2 separate regions of the Homo sapiens genome follow, and region 2 is linked to region 1. A link is a loop called in an ENCODE intact Hi-C map of the cell type or tissue named here. Cell type or tissue: mammary epithelial cell. All regions are shown on one strand.

The links. Hi-C counts contacts between places; a loop is a spot of excess contacts. Peaks named below come from ENCODE experiments on the same cell type or tissue, not always from the same donor. Only the 100,000 strongest peaks of a DNase experiment are listed, where the experiment ranks them.
Region 2: a loop joins it to region 1, with 8 times the contacts of the local background. A loop is called at or near these places in 43 of 110 quality-filtered maps.

The regions. Positions count from the first base shown.
Region 1 is chr4:121,722,800-121,730,799 of GRCh38, forward strand. No RefSeq gene overlaps it. Among named protein-coding and RNA genes, the nearest start is that of ANXA5, 30 kb to the left of the region's middle. RefSeq lists a silencer at 4,087-4,266. In mammary epithelial cell, a CTCF peak has its summit at 4,061 (motif pointing left); DNase peaks (open chromatin) are centred at 4,072, 5,452 and 6,232; H3K27ac peaks cover 1,321 bases.
Region 2 is chr4:121,459,478-121,467,477 of GRCh38, forward strand. The region is part of intron 1 of LOC107986309 (a long non-coding RNA gene); the gene reads left to right. Among named protein-coding and RNA genes, the nearest start is that of QRFPR, 82 kb to the left of the region's middle. RefSeq lists a silencer at 3,317-3,366. In mammary epithelial cell, CTCF peaks have their summits at 3,394 (motif pointing right) and 5,628; a DNase peak (open chromatin) is centred at 3,394.

The DNA of each region.
Region 1 (8,000 bases):
AACAAAAAGAAGTGAAATGGAATGACCCTACAAATAAATATAGCCAACTGATTTTTGACAAAAGCAAAAGTACAAGAGCAATTCAATGGAGAAAGGATATTCTTTTCAACAAATAGTGCTACAATGATTGTAATGTGCAGAAAGAAATGAAACTAGACATAAACTGTATTCATTTCACAAAAATTAATTGAAAATTGATCATAGGAAGTGAAACAGAACTTGCCACTCCTTAAGTGTGGGCTACACATAGTGACACATAGTACAGTATGGAAAGGCAGGAAAAATTGGTCACCTCATGGTAGAAAAACCTGACAAGTACTACCTCAGCCAGGTAATCAAGATCATCACAACAGTGATGTTGTGTTGATATGATACACACCTGATACAATTTGATGCAGATTGTGCTTTACCTCTGTGGTCTTCCTCTATAGAACCCCAGAATCCAGTCTAATCAGGAGAAAAAAAAATCAAACCAGTCACAACTGAGACATTCTACAAAATACCTGACCAATGTTTCTCAAAATTTTCAAGGTTATCAAAAACAAAGGAAGTCTAAGAAACTGTCGTAGCCAAAAGGAACCTAAGGAAACACAATGACAACATAAAATGTTACATCCTGAATAAAGTCCTGGAAAGAAAAAGGACATTTGATAAAAACTAAGGAAATGTGAACAAAAAAGGACTTTGGTTAATAGTGTGTCAATATTAGTTCATTAATTGTGTCATATATACCATAATAATGTAAAATGTTAAGGATGGGGGAACTGGGTGTGAGGTACACAGAACTCTCTGTACTATCACTGCAATGTTTCTGTAAAGCTGAAATTCTTCTAAAAATAAAGTTTATTTTTTAAATATCAGAATTTTTATGTATGTCCAGGTAAAATGTTCACACCAATACCTTTGTTTTGAATTTTTTTCTTTCCTTTTTCATAGTTAATGATATAGCTGTTGCTAGGTGATATAATCCCACCCTTTATTTGGTTCTCCAAGGATCCTTTGATTTTGAAAATAAGTCACCTCCATAAAATTACATATTTAAAGGTAAAATACCACCAACCGACACTAACGAATAAAGCAGCTCACTTTTTGTGTGCGAGCATTTCATCCAAAAAAACAGTAAAAGGCCATGCGCGGTGGCTCACGCCTGTAATCTCAACACTTTGGGAGGCCGAGGCGGGCAGATCACTTGAGGTCAGGAGTTTGAGACCAGCCTGGCCAACATGGTGAAACCCTGTCTCTACTGAAAATACAAAAAAATTAGCCAGGTGTAGTGGCAGACACCTGTAATCCCAGCTACTGTGGAGGCTGAGGCAGGAGAATCGCTTGAACCCGGGAGGTAGAGGTTGCAGTGAGCTGAGATTGTGCCACTGCACTCCAGTCTGGGTGACAGAGTGAGACTCCATCTCAAAAAACAAAAACAAACAAACAAACGGAAACAACAACAAAAAAAACCCCAACAAACCACCGTCTTAATAATAAGAAACAGACACACTTAGAAGCCTCCCTGGTTTGGAGATTATCTTACTCTATAAAATTAAATTATATACAGTGTGTTGAAATAGACAAAAGGCCCTAGCAGGCTGGAGCCTTTATTGAATTGTTCGTTTCTGCTAGGTTACACCTGAACTTACCGCCTATTGAAATTCTCTCCGGGAATGTGACCTGGTACATATTCTGCTACATGTGGTGTTTAGAAACTTGCATTCTGGTCCTAATTGACCCACCAACAAATATCAACAAATATGTAACAATGAGTCTCCACTTTTTTTGTGAACAAATATGGAATTGGATTGAGCTGACTTCTAAGGCTTCTTCCTGTTTTGTGATTGCAGACATGAGGGTAACATTACCACCAGCTGATATAATATGAATTTGTTTTTCAGATTAGCTGGTCTCACCTGGCACAAAGTAGAGTCCTGAGGTGAGAGGGTGTAGGATGGGTAGGAAGAGAAGGGCTGAAGTTTAATCAAGGAAAGAGAAGTCTTAGAAGAGGCCTGACTCCAAGTATTTGGAGGATGGTCATATGGGAAGAGTTAACAGACATGTTCTGGGACATTCCAGAGAACAAGCTTAGGGCCAACCCATAGGTAGGAATGACCCACATATGAACCAGCATAACTCATCTTTCAGGGACAGGGACATAACTCAGTCAAAGACACCCTACAGGAGAGTGGTTCACTGGATTGTGGTGACTTTTCATAGCAGGGGAAGCAGACTCCCACTCACCTGTTTTTTCTGTTTTTAAAATGCGTAAGTTCTTCCTTCTTTCATCTCTTTCCTTCAGCTCTTCCCTTCTTCCAGTAACCCCCATTCACTCCGAGTTTCTGATACCCAGCCCTGCAGGTGTTTTTAGTACAAATATTTTGTCTCTCAGGTGTTTGGGGCAGAGGAAAAAAGATAAGAAGCACTAATCTAGTTCACTTAAAAGCCCTGTGCAATGCTAAGAGTGACTACAACAGAAAGCGTCAGCTCTGTGTAACCCCATCCTTCACAGTCCTCATGTCCCCTGACAGCCTCTCTCTTTGCGGTCTCATCTTCATATCCCTGTGTAATATCTCCTTTCAGAGCACAAGCTATGGAGCTGGGTGTGGTGGATCATGCCTGTAATCCCAGCTACTCAGGAAGCTTATGCAGGAGGATTGCTTGGGCCCAGGAGTTTGAGGTGGGTCTGGGCAACATAGCAAGACCACATCTCAAAAACAACAACAACAGCAACAGCAAAAACCAACAAAACATTGCTTCATAACAAAGGTAGTTTCACCAGGCTTGGAATAAGCCCTTCTTGGTTTCTGGGACAACTCTTTTAAATGCTTAAGACTCTTCCTACACATTTTAACCCAGGTACATAGGAGATCTATGTAAGAAGTCTCCCTTAAATCTACAACATTTTTCGGTGGGGGAAGGCATGCTTTGCCACAGTGCAATATTGGAATCTAGAGGAGCTCATTTCTTCCTTCAGTGGGAAAGCCACAGGCACTAAGCAGATACACCAATGTTCCATCCCTTAAGTGATGTCTTCGTTGAAACCCACAATGCATTACTGACAGACATTCCTGGAACAATGGCTTTTTCTCTGAGACCATAGTTCTCTTCCAGATCATCAGAGGAAATGAAAAGAGCATAGACACATGCCTGGTGAGCAGGCTGCCTGAGAAGCCCTGCCATTTCCCATTTTTCCTAATAACTCAGAAAATAAGCAGTCAGCCAGGCCCGGTGGCTCACACCTGTAATCCTAGCACTTTTGGAAGCCGAGGCGGGAGGATCACTTGAAGTCCAGAGTTTGTGACCAGCCTGGCCAACATGGTGAAACCCCTTCTCTACTAAAAATACAGAAAAATTAGCTGAGCATAGTGGTGGCACCTATAATCCCAGCTACTCTGGAGGCTGAGGCAGGAGAATCGCTTGAACCCAGGAGGGAGAGGTTGCAATGAGCCGAGATCACGCCACTGCACTCCAGCCTGGGCAACAGAATGAGACTCCATCTCATAAAAAAAAAAAAAAAAAAAAAAAGCAGTCAACATAGAAAGTGGCTTCAAGAAGGAAGGACATATCTAAAACTTTTTTTTTCTTACTTCCCCCTGCTCAGAACAAACTTTGAGATCACCATCTCGCAATCTAACACTGACGAAAACACAGTCTTGTAGAACGTGAACGTCAAAACCACAGCACTTTTTTGTTTTTATAGGACAAGTTGAGTATCTGTTTCGTAGTTTATCAGTTTTATTGATCATGAGAACACATATAGCAACTGCCTGGCTTCTAAGTCACATAGTATTTTATTATCTTTCTTTTCTCAGACAAAGAAGATAACTCAAGTAGTAAAATATTGGGCTGAATGACTACCTAAATGATCTCTAAGTAGGTTTCACACTAGACTGATCAGCAGTTACCTGCATCTGACCAGCCACAGCAGCTGCTGGGTACTCATTTCTGTAGCAGGGCCATTTACCTGTTCACTGTTTAGTTCATTCAAGGGGCCCCTTTATCTGTCAGGAGGAAATTAGCCATAGAATCAAGTCCTGCCACATTAGTGCTTCCACTGTACCTAATACTGACCTCTGCTGTTGTTTTAACCACATTACATGGAAGCCATTTATTTACCTATCTGTCTTGACTACTAAGTTGTGAACTCTCTGAGAATTGAAAGTGTGTCTTATTCATCCACTCGGTTTCAATGATTGGTATAAATAACTGCTCAATATGCATTTACTGGATGAATGAACAAACCAACACGCAGCCATCAGACAGTGAGGCCTAGTGGTTAAGAAGATGTGCTCTGGTGGCAAACATCTGTTTTAAAATCCTGGTTCCCCAGTTTCCAACTGTGTGAGTGACACTGAACAATTTCTTAATCCATTTGCACCTCAGCCTGTTAAGGGGGGTTAATATTAGAACTTTTTTCACAGTACTGTTGAGTTAGTATATACGAAGCATGTAGAAAAATGCAAGCACACTAATGTTTAGTATATGTTCACTGTGGTTGCTATTGTTATGAATATGATCATTATTACTAGGCAAAAATAATACCCCTATTAAGAACACTAGAAGAATTTAATACGTGAGTTCACGGCTCTTTGCACCAGAGCCTCTGATAGTGAAAAGGCAAGCCAGATACTACCACACAGTGGAGAAAGATGTTTAAAATGTGCTTTGTCCTGGCTATGTAGTGGCTTATGCCCGTAATCCTAACACTTTGGGAGGCTGAGGCAGGCGGATCACTTGAGGCCGGGCATTCAAGACCAGCCTGGCCAACATGGCGAAACCCCATCTCTACTAAAAATACAAAAAGGTAGCCGGGTGTGGTCGTGGGCGCTTGTAATCCCAGCTACTCTGGAGGCTGAACCACAAGAATCACTTGAACCAACTGAGATCGCACCACTGCACTCCAGCATGGGCGACAAAGTGAGACTCTGTCTCAAAAAGACAAACAAACAAACGAAAGTGCTTTGTCCTCCATGAATAAAATTCAGCTAATACTGGGCAAGTATTCACTATGGGCCCCACGTCTGTTAGATCTTTTATTCATATGACCTTATTTCCGTTTCAAAGCAAGTATGGGAGAAAGAACTTTTGTTATTTTTCCCTTTTTGAGTTTTACTCTGCTGCCCAGGCTAGAGTACAATGGTGCGATCTTGGCTCACTGAAGCCTCTACCCACCGGGTACAAGTGATTCTCCTGCTTCAGCCTCCTGAGTAGCTGGAACTACAAGTGTGGGAATGTCCCAGCTAATTTTTGTATTTTTAGTAGAGAAGGGGTTTCGCCATGTTGGCCAGGCTGGTCTTGAACTCCTGACCTCAGATGATTCAACTGCCTCTGCCTCCCAAAGTGCTGAGATTACAGGCATGAGCCACCGCGCCTGACCATTTTTCTCATTTTTTAAAAGATGAGGAAAATGAGGCTCAGAAATGTTAAACAATTTCCTGAACATGATACACAGGTAGGTGAATCATCTGGCCCCAGAGCCCATCATCTTTCTGTTCCAAGTTGCCTCCAATGCAACAAACAGAGAGCAGAAGCATCACGGGAATGTTGTTAAATGTTCCCTGTGGCATTGCCCAATGAATGAGGATGAAGCCAGGCGTCCTCAGCCTTTGGTCCCAAGTACAGTAATCCCCAAAGAATGCTGGTTCTGAGGTCTCCCTCCAGCCCTGAATAAAGTCCCCTGGATGCATTTCTGGGAATTGAAGGATATAATTTCTTTAAAAAATATTTTAAGGCAAGTAGTTATTAAATATTATAGTCATAATTAAATAATTCATAATACCTCAAATTTCCCCTCGGGAGACCTCTGTCAAAACCATGCTATGCCCAGCTACAAAATTCTAATGATAAATTTCATATATTCTAACCCAGCTCATTTCCCAAAGAGGCACTAATATCTCTGGGGGGTTTTAAATCATGGCACTGCTGTCAAGTTGTAAGTATTATCATCTTCATTTTGTGGGTGAGGAAACTGAATTTTTAAGGATTTAAAAGACTTGGCTAAGGTCATACAGCTAATGAGGAGCAGAGAAGGGTTGGAATCCAGATTTTCAGCTTCTACACTGCCACTCTGGCAGTCAAACCCTGAGCCATTTACTGTGGAAAAGCTTTGTGACAAGCACTGCACTAAGGGCCAGAAATGGAAAAGTGAGTAAGACATAGTTCCCAATCTTGTGGGGAGATACACTCATAACTAACACAATAAAATGTAAACATGGTGATAGACCATATCTATAAAATGCCACTGGGGCACATGAAATTCTTTAAAAAGCATGTAACAATTGAACTGGGTGTTGGAGAGTGAGTAAGAGTTTGCCCAGGAGGGGAAGTGCAGTCTAAGCAGAAGGCGATTCTTGTGCATGGAGTATGCAGGAAACATGCGGGAGTGGCCCCTTGATTCTTGCTGCATTTTGAAAGGCGAGACCTTTTAAATAGTCTGATTTATGATACAACAGTAATAAACCAGACAAGAGTACCTTTTTTTTTTTTTAAACTTTGAGTTCCAGGATACATGTACAGAACGTACAGGTTTGTTACATAGGTATACATGTGCTGTGGTGGTTACTTGTACCTATCAACTCATCATCTAGGTTTTAAGTCACACATGCATTAGGCATTTGCCCTAATGCTCTCCCTCCCCTTGGCCCCCACTCCCTGACAGGCCCTGGCATGGGTTGTTCCTCTCCCTATGTCCATGTATTCTCTTTTTTTTTTTTTTTTTTTTTTGAGACAGAGTCTCGCTCTGTCGCCCAGGCTGGAGTGCAGTGGTGCGATCTCGGCTCACTGCAAGCTCCACCTCCCGGATTCACACCATTCTCCTGCTTCAGCCTCCCGAGTAGCTGGAACTACAGGTGCCCACCACCACACCCGGCTAATTTTTTGCATTTTTTTTTTTTTTTATTTTTAGTAGAGACAGGGTTTCGCTCTGTTAGCCAGGATGGTCTCGATCTGACCTTGTGATCTGCCCGACTTGGCCTCCCAAAGTGCTGAGATTACAGGTGTGAGCCACCACGCCCAACCTGTGTCCATGTATTCTCATTGTTCAGCTCCCACTTACCAGTGAGAACATGCAGTGTTTGGTTTTCAGTTCCTGTGTTAGTTTGCTGAGGATGATGGCTTCCAGCTCCATCCATGTTCCTGCAAAGGACATGATCTCATTCCTTTTTAATGGCTGCATAGTATTCCATGGTGCATATGTGCCACATTTTCATTATCCAGTCTATCATTGATGGGCATTTGGGTTGGTTCCATGTCTTTGCTATTGTAAATAGTGCTGCAATAAACATACATGTGCATGTATCTTTATAGTAGAATGATTTATATTCCTTTGGGTATATACCGAGTAATGGGATTGCTGAGTCAAATGGTATTTCTGGTTCTAGATCCTTGAGGAATCACCACACTGTCTTCCACAATGGTTGAACTAATTTACATTCCCACCAACAGTGTAAAAATGTTCCTATTTCTCCACAGCCTCACCAGCATCTATTGTTTCTTGACTTTTTAATAATCCCCATTTTGACTGGCATGAGATGGTATCTTAGTGTGGTTTTGATTTGCATTTCTCTAATTATCAGTAATGTAGACCTTTTTTTCATATGTTTGTTGGCCGCATAAATGTCTTCTTTTGAGAAGTGTCTGTTCATATACTTTGCCCACTTTTTGATGGGTTTGTTTGTTTTTTTCTTGTGAATTTGTTTAAGTTCCTTGCAGATTCTGGATATTAGACCTTTGTCAGACAGGTAGATTGCAAAAATTTTCTCCCATTCTGTAGGTTGCCTGTTCACTCTGATAATGGTTTCTTTTGCAGTGCAGAAGCTCTTTAGTTTAATTATACCCCATTTGTCAATTTTAGCTTTTGTTGCAATTGCTTTTGGTGTTTTTGTCATGAAGTTGTTGCCCATGCCTATGTCCTGAATGATATTGCCTAGGTTTTCTTCTAGGGTTTTTATCGTTTTGGGTTTTACACATAAATCTTTAATTCATCTTGAGTTAATTTTTTTATAAGGTGTAAG
Region 2 (8,000 bases), 260 kb before region 1:
AAAGCCCACCTGTGTCCTGCCAACTTCAGTTAAATTCAAGCTTTCTTATAAGGTCACTTTTCTGTTTTTTTCTTAGACAGGAAAAGGCTAAATCCCAGTTGTGAAAATTCAAAGAGCACACACAGAACTATTGCTTTGGCCTAATTAAGGGAGCTTTATCATAATTATATAGTTTCTAGTCCTAAGAAGCCCAGGATTAAAAGGATTGTTGTTTTTCTTCCACAGTCCTTTTTTTTTTTTTTTTTTTTTAAATAATAGAGTGTGCCCAGGATGTTCTGGAACTCCTGAGCTCAAGGAATCCTCCTGCCTCAGCCTCCCAAAGTGCTGGGATTACAGGTACGAGCCTCCATACCCAGCCTGTAATTTTCCATTTTGCTGTTACTTGCCTTGTGTCTCACTTTCTTTTAACCAGGTTCCAAGGGTAAAATCTCATCACATCTAAATAACTTGGGGCGTGTTGCCTTAACCTCAATTCCTTTATCTGTGAAATAGGGATTATATTAGCACCAATTCCATAGGGTTCTTGTAAGGGTTAAAAAGGATGATTCCAGTAAATTGTTTAGTCTGATTTGATTTTGTATCAGAATGCTGCTATAAGAACACAAAGAATTCCACATATGCATACCCCCAAAATAAATATTTAGAAATATCCCAGAAGTTAGAAGGGATAAGGAAGGACACTATTATTTATGTTTATCAACTATATACCAGCTAAATTGTATGCATATTTTATTTAGTCCTCATATCTAATAAGGCAAAAGTATTAACCCATTTTAGGTAAGAAAATCGAAAGGTTAAGTACGTTGTCCAAGGTCCCAGAGCTAGTAAATAAAGAATGGAAGCTTCAACCCTTGTCTCTCTGATACTAAAGACTTTGATTATTTTTTTTTACCGTGCATCTTCTCAGGGCTACAGTAAAATTGAAGTATGCCCTATTCCAAAAAGGCTAGTACAGAGACGGTTCGAATGTGCCTTCCTTCTCTGAGCTGCATCCTCAAAGCTAAGGTACTGGCAGGAAAAGCAGTGTTATCATATGTTACAGCATTGCTTTGTCTTCTAATGAAGGGCAGCAGTGTCTCAGAAAAAGGAGACTCTTGGTTAAGTTCTGTTATAGGCATTGCTTATTATGCTGAGAAGCTGGAAAGGGTGAGGAAAAAAAGAACTGAAACCACCATGCATCATTTTGTGGACAAGGATCTCATTATTTGGGCAGTGAAATGTTTATATATGACTCCCTGTAAGTAATTAGCAGGTAGAAGAGCCCACCAGGAAGGTGCTTTCCTTTGTCTCGCTGTTGTTTACACTGTCTCTCCAAGGCATTGTTTGTCCTTGAGATATTGGGGTGTGTCTCAGTGCCTGAGAGAGAGACAGGGGGAAGGAGAGGTGGAAATTGGTGCAGGGATGTTACCTACCACAGGAGACCAGGAGTGAATCTGCAAGGCCATGGAAGCAGGCAACGACACATATTGGAGTCCCACCAGCAGAGGACAGAGGCTGCACCTGACCACCAAAGGTGCAGCCCCATGTGTTTTCAAAAGAGGAACCCAGCCTCTGAGAAGGGGGCAGCCATAGATATTGAGTCCCATTGTCCTGGTTAGCAGTAAGGGGAGAGGGAAAGCACCCTAGGAAAAGAATTCTAGGGTGGGAAATAAGGTTTTCCTGTAGTTAGAGAGGATTTATTCTGTGAAACTGAAGAGGAGATTATCTTTTTGAAGAGAGGCAAAGGAGGGGAACCCTAAGACTGTAAAATGGTTATGCCTATGAGAAGACATCCTGGAAGCATTTACCTTTTCCTTTCCCTTGGCTTCTGAGAAAGAATGCTATTTAGCATCAAATGTTAGGTTATTCCCCCCACTGTTGTAATCTCTTCTAGTTATTCTTCAATAGTTACCTGGTAGAATCTGTTTCCTGTGCCAGCCTTGTGTTGGGCAATGGTGCTTTGGAAGTTAATGGACAGTCAGTGGGCATTGTGCCTGCTTATGGGAAGGGTGGTGCACCCTTCCTGTCCTACACTGTCTCCACCAGGGCCCACAGAAGCAGCACAGTTCATTGAGAAGCTCTAGCTTGAGAGAAGCTATAGGGTGACCAGATACCTGAGACTGGCAGGGGCAAGGTGACCTCAGAGATTCACCCTGCAGCCTGCTCTCACTCAAGTGTATATGAGAACCAAACCTTCTTCCCCAAATAACTAGGAACAGATATTCTGGAAACATCACCTGGAAAGAGGTAAATAGACAGGAGCAGAAATATCTGGAGGGAGACTAAATGCACATATTCCATACAAGGATAGACATGTAGTTCAAAAAAATGCTCATTGTGTGAGATTTCTCACTTTCCCACAATGACCTAATTGGTATTTAGAGCTTCTCTGTAGAGTCTTTATTTGAGTTCCCACCCAGAGCTTATGGGCTTGTTTCCGTGGTGTTTCCTAGAGAAAATGATTATCCATTTTCTTCACTACAAAACACTGAGCAGTGTAGTGACTAAGTGTAAGGGCTCTAGCGTTAGATTGCCTGGCGTTACCTCCACATTATTAATTTAGTTGCTATAAGAACTTGGGCAATTTACATAGCCTCTCTGAACCCCAATTTCCTCACCTATACATAGAATTAGTAAAGGTACCTACCCTATAACATTTGTAACAATTAAATTAGAGAATTAATGTAATTTGTAGAGTTGTTGACATATAATAAGTGTTCAGGAAATGATAACCTCTAATTATAATTATTATTTTTGTTTTTAAAGTACTAAGAATCTCTACCTTCTCCTATGGATAACAGTGGGGACTAATGTCCAGCTGTGTCCTTGATGCTGTGCTCATTAGAAGGAGCCGCAGGTTTTAGCTCAGTCATTCTGACCCTTGGCAACATATTAGTGTTGCCTAAAGACCCTGGCCCTGGGCCACTCCTAGACCAATTAAATCAAAACATATGAGGATGGTATCCAGACATCAGCATTTTCAAAGTTCTCCAGATGATCCTAATATGCAGCCATGGTTGAGAACAATTATGTTAGCTCCTTGCTACTCAAAGTGCAATCAGAGAACCAGCAGCTTTGGCATTACTTGGAAGCTTGTTAGAACCATTCAGTTTTGTTCCACCCTCATCCCAAATGGACTGAATTAGTCTGAATTTAACAGGATTCCCAGGCAATTCACATGAACATTAAAGTTTGAGATACAGACACCAGCTAAACATCTCCAGTAATACTCTTAAGCAATTGCTTTTAGCAGCAAGTAATCTCACAAGCAGCAAAATCTCCTGGTGATTTCTTTCAGCAGTTATCTGGTGAGCAGACCCTAAGAATGCATCCTGTCTTGCCTTTGGCACCTTCTCAGTTTGGAAACAATAGCTCACTTCCTCCTTTAGCTCTTAGCATCCCCGCTAGAGGGCACTTGTTCAAAGAGGAACTTGTTCAAAGACCTGTTGCATCTCATAAACAAAGCACGTACTGTTGTATTTCTAGTTGTTTCAACTTCTTTGCACTTTAGTTATTAAGGGTAGATATCCACTGGCACCCTTTGGCTCAGGGATAACTCACTTCTAGAAAAGGCATCTAAAGAATTGCTAGATATAGTCCAACATACCACCAGGCAGTCTCGGAATCAGGTAATTGATTACCTGATTCAGGTACCTGATTCATACAGGGAGAGGACCTCGTAACACATCCCATTTTTTTTTTCTGTGATCAGCCCTTAAGAATAGAAATAAATGGGTAAAAAATGTTCTCGAAACAGACCCAGACATCTCTGTTAGTAGGGGCTCAGTTATAATGCAGTAACAACCAACTCCCAAGACCTCATTTGCACCTTGAGTTTATTTGCTGCCAAGAAGGTTTGGCAGTGGGGCTTTGCTCATCATAGCCACTCAGGTTCCCAGGCTAACCAAGCTTCAACATGAGCCTTATCAATTTCTGAAGCAGTGAAAAGGAAATGACAGTGTCTCAATGAAAATAAAAAGGTTTTGTCTAGAAGTGATACATGTGGCTTTTGTGCTCGTTACATTGTCCTAGCAAGCTACAGGACTAACTTTAAAGAGTGAGAGGGACAGAATCCTTACTCTGTCCCTGTAAGGAAAGAGAATCAGATATAGATGGACATATTTCAATGGACTCCCATTTTCTGTTTCTTTTGAATTCTTTCTTACATTTAAAAAGAAATGCTGATATTTATACTGACACCACAATAAGTAAAGAACAATGGTTCAATTGGACATCTCTTTGTTTCCCTTTCTACCCTAATACTCATCATGTTGATATTTTCTAGTCTTTTAATTCTGTTATTACAAATACATTTCTTATTTTTCTTGGTCTTAGATATTTATTTTATAGATAACAAACTTTATCAGGTAAAATACATTAGGTATTATTCTGTCTTCTCATTCTCCCGGATTTTAATAATCTCTTATTTTAGTACTTCATCAAAAACTATTTTCAGTGAAGGTCTCAGCTGCTGATGCTTTGTATTTCTGAGAATATTTTTTATTATGCTCTGATCTTTGGATGACAGTTTGGACATATCATTCTAAGTTCAGATTTCTTTTCCTTTAATTCTTTGAAAAGACACGATAGTCTTCTTGCTTCCAGTTGTTTATTTTTTTGAATTCTGATAGAAATTTGCTGCTTCTTTCTTTTTTATGCAATCCGCCTTTTCTCTATCAACTTTTAGGATTTTTTGTTTGTCTTTGAGGTCCTAAATTGTACTGTAATTTGTCTAAGTGTGGCTTTTCCTTTATCATCTTCGTCTTTAAATGATCTCTTCAATCTGAGGGTCTGCATCTTATTTTTTTATTCCAGGAAATTTTCTCCATTATGCCTTCAAGTATTACCCCCTCCCCATTTTTATTTCTCCCTCTTTCTGAGATTTCTACTACCCAGATATAAGTACTGCTAAATTTAAAAAATACATATTTTTCTTTCTTTTGTTCCCTCCTTCAAGGAAATTCCCCAAATCTGATCTTTCAATTTATTAATTTGTTTCTTAACTGTATCCATTTTGTTGTATAGCCTGTTCAAGATGTCTTTTACTTCAGATATTGTGATTTTATACCTAATATTTGTGTTTGATCCTTTTTTATGTTTCTTTGTCCTTCTTTCATATTAGTGATGTGTCCCTAATCTCGTCTAGCATTGTTTTTTAGCTTAATTTTAAATTCTTGGTCCATCTGTTTTAATATTTCTGTTTCTGATGGAATTTGTGATCTAATATGTCATATTTGTTTTGAAATAGTTGTAGTTATCAAAAACTTTGTTATTTGGGCCTGTAAATTCATTTTTCTCCAAATTGGGAAATTTTTAAATGGGCTACTGTGTCAGGCAATGTGTCTAAGGAAGCCAAACCTCAGTCCCTCTCAAACACGATAAACTCAGAATGTGCATATTTGTGGAGGAGGTGGCGGGAATGAGCTCTCAGGTGAAGAGCCTCAGCCACCAGAAAAAAAGAAAAACAGCCAATTACTCATCACTCCACAAACAGTTGTTAAGGTCCTGGCTTCATCCTTTGCAGAGGAAACTCATTAGATTGTGTATTATTGGTTTTGAGGTTCAAGGAGGAAGTACCTGCACCAAGTTGATTAACCTACAGTTGTATTTTTTTGCTCCTCTCAAGCACAGGGGTTTTGTTTCCTGATTTTACCACTAGGGCAAAACATGATCCAGTGCAGGTAAGAAGGAAGGCATTGCTGGTCCCATAATAAAGACAGGGTAGAAGCAATAACAGAACTATAACAATTCCCGTGATTTTTGCTGTGACTAGCCCTGTCTGCCTGCCTCTCATCCAACACAATTAATTTAAACTTTCAGTGGGTCACCCCAGGGGCTTCTCACAGTTTTCTACGTTTCATAGTATTTTCCTTCATAGTTCCCTCTGTACTGATTTTGGAGATGGGAGGGCATCAGTTACTAATTCAGCAGCTTGGTTAGAATCTGATGTTAAAATGTAACTATTTTAGCTTTTAATATGTTACCTTTCTATACAGAGTCCCTAACTCTACATTTCTTCATTCTAAGTATTAATAGTAATCTGGAACTATAGCAACATAAAAATGAATACAAAGACAGTAACATTATTTAGATTAAGTAAAAGCTCAGAATTATTAATACAAAATAACCACTATCTACAAAATGATTATGTTTTTCCATCAACCAGATTTGCATTCCATTGAGCCTTAATGGAAAATAATAACTCATCCAAGGGAGCCAGGCAGACAAAAAAAGATTATAGAGAACAAGCAGAACTTAAATTTTAAAAGCACACTTTAAAGAATAGTGCACTTACAATTTGAACAATGAATAAATAATAATGGATTTGGATTAAAACCTAGAGAATAAAATAAATATTCATGACTCATATTTATATAAATAAATAACTAAATAAGTAAATAAGTGGGAGAGAAAGCACAAGTCTTCCTTACAAAAGAGTTCTAAATAATCCATGTGGACGAAATGCAAGCAATAGAAAGTCACTGCTAGAATACCACAGAGAAAAGTACTGCAGGCAAGATCCACTGATGGATGCTAAAATTAGTGGATGAAAATTTATGGAGACAGAGAATATTTATATAATCTCAAAGTATCTCCTTCAAAAATACATATTCACTGTAAGGGAAAAGTGGTAGCTTTATACTAGAGAAAACTGGCAGAAACCATCATAACTGAGTGATCAAGATTAATATATAAATATATATTTTTATAATATAAATAAATGTAAATATAAACATATAAATAATAAATAAATTAATCATCAGTAATAAGACGTATCGACATCATAGAACTCCTGATATGATGCAAAGAGAAACGTCTCTTACCTTTATGGTAATCTTCCTGATAACACATAATCTCAATCTAATCAGGAGAAAACAAACCCAAACAGAAGGACATTCTACATGAAGCATTCACGGAAGGACATTTATCTACATGATAAAATTGCCCAGGTCGTGAAAGACTCAAGTGTCACAGATTGAGGGAAACTAAGAAGACATGACAATTAAATGTAATGTAGGATCCTGGATTGAATCCTGGGATAGAGAAAGTACGTCGTGGAAAATTTGTGAAATTGAAATAAAGTCTATAGCTTAATTGACAGTATCGTAACAATTGTTTTGTGGTTACTTGCAGAGGGCACCATTGACCTCCATATTGAAATGATGATGCCATACACACCAAGAGGGTATGAAAAGGTTTATTACTCACAGAACAAGGCTTTCTAGGGAGAGCAAGGCCGGTGCCCAGATTGGTCTGAAATGGCTTGAGCAAAGGGAGGGGCAAATAGCTTTGATTTTATGATTGTTTGGGATGGGATTGGGGTGAGGGTTCTCCCACAAGGGCTAGGGTTTATATGCAGTTTTATCTCCCCATTGGTGTCAAAGAAAGGTATACTCTGACTTTCTTATTGGCATACACAGATGTTGAGTGAGAGGGAAAAAGGAAAGGGTAGGCTTGAAAGTTGTCAGGATAAGACATCAAAAAATGGAGTTAGACACTTCATGTCATCAGTACTAATTTCTTAGTATTGATAATTGCACTATGGTTATATAAGAAATAGCATTAGGGAAAGCTGGGTAAAGAAAAAACAGGAATTTTCTTTACTAGTTTTTCAACTCTTCTGTAAGTCTAAAGTTATCTCAAAATAAAAAAAAAACTTTTTAAAAGCCATTCCACTTAGAAGAATTATTATATTGCAATATGGACTAGGTTATTTTTATTTTTATTTTTATTTTAAGTTTTGGGGTATGTGTGCAGGATGTGCAGATTTGTTACATATGTAAACATGTGCCATGGTGGTTTGCTGCACCTATCAACCTGTCACCTGGGTATTAAGCACAGCATCCATTAGCTATTTTTCCTAATCCTCTCCCTTCCCCCACCACACCCCTGGACAGGCCCCAGTGTGTGTTGTTCCCCTCCCTGTGTTCGTGTGTTCATTCAGTTCCCACTTATAAGTGAGAAGATGCAGTGTTTGATTTTCTGTTCCTACGTTAGTTTGCTGAGGATAGAATGAGATC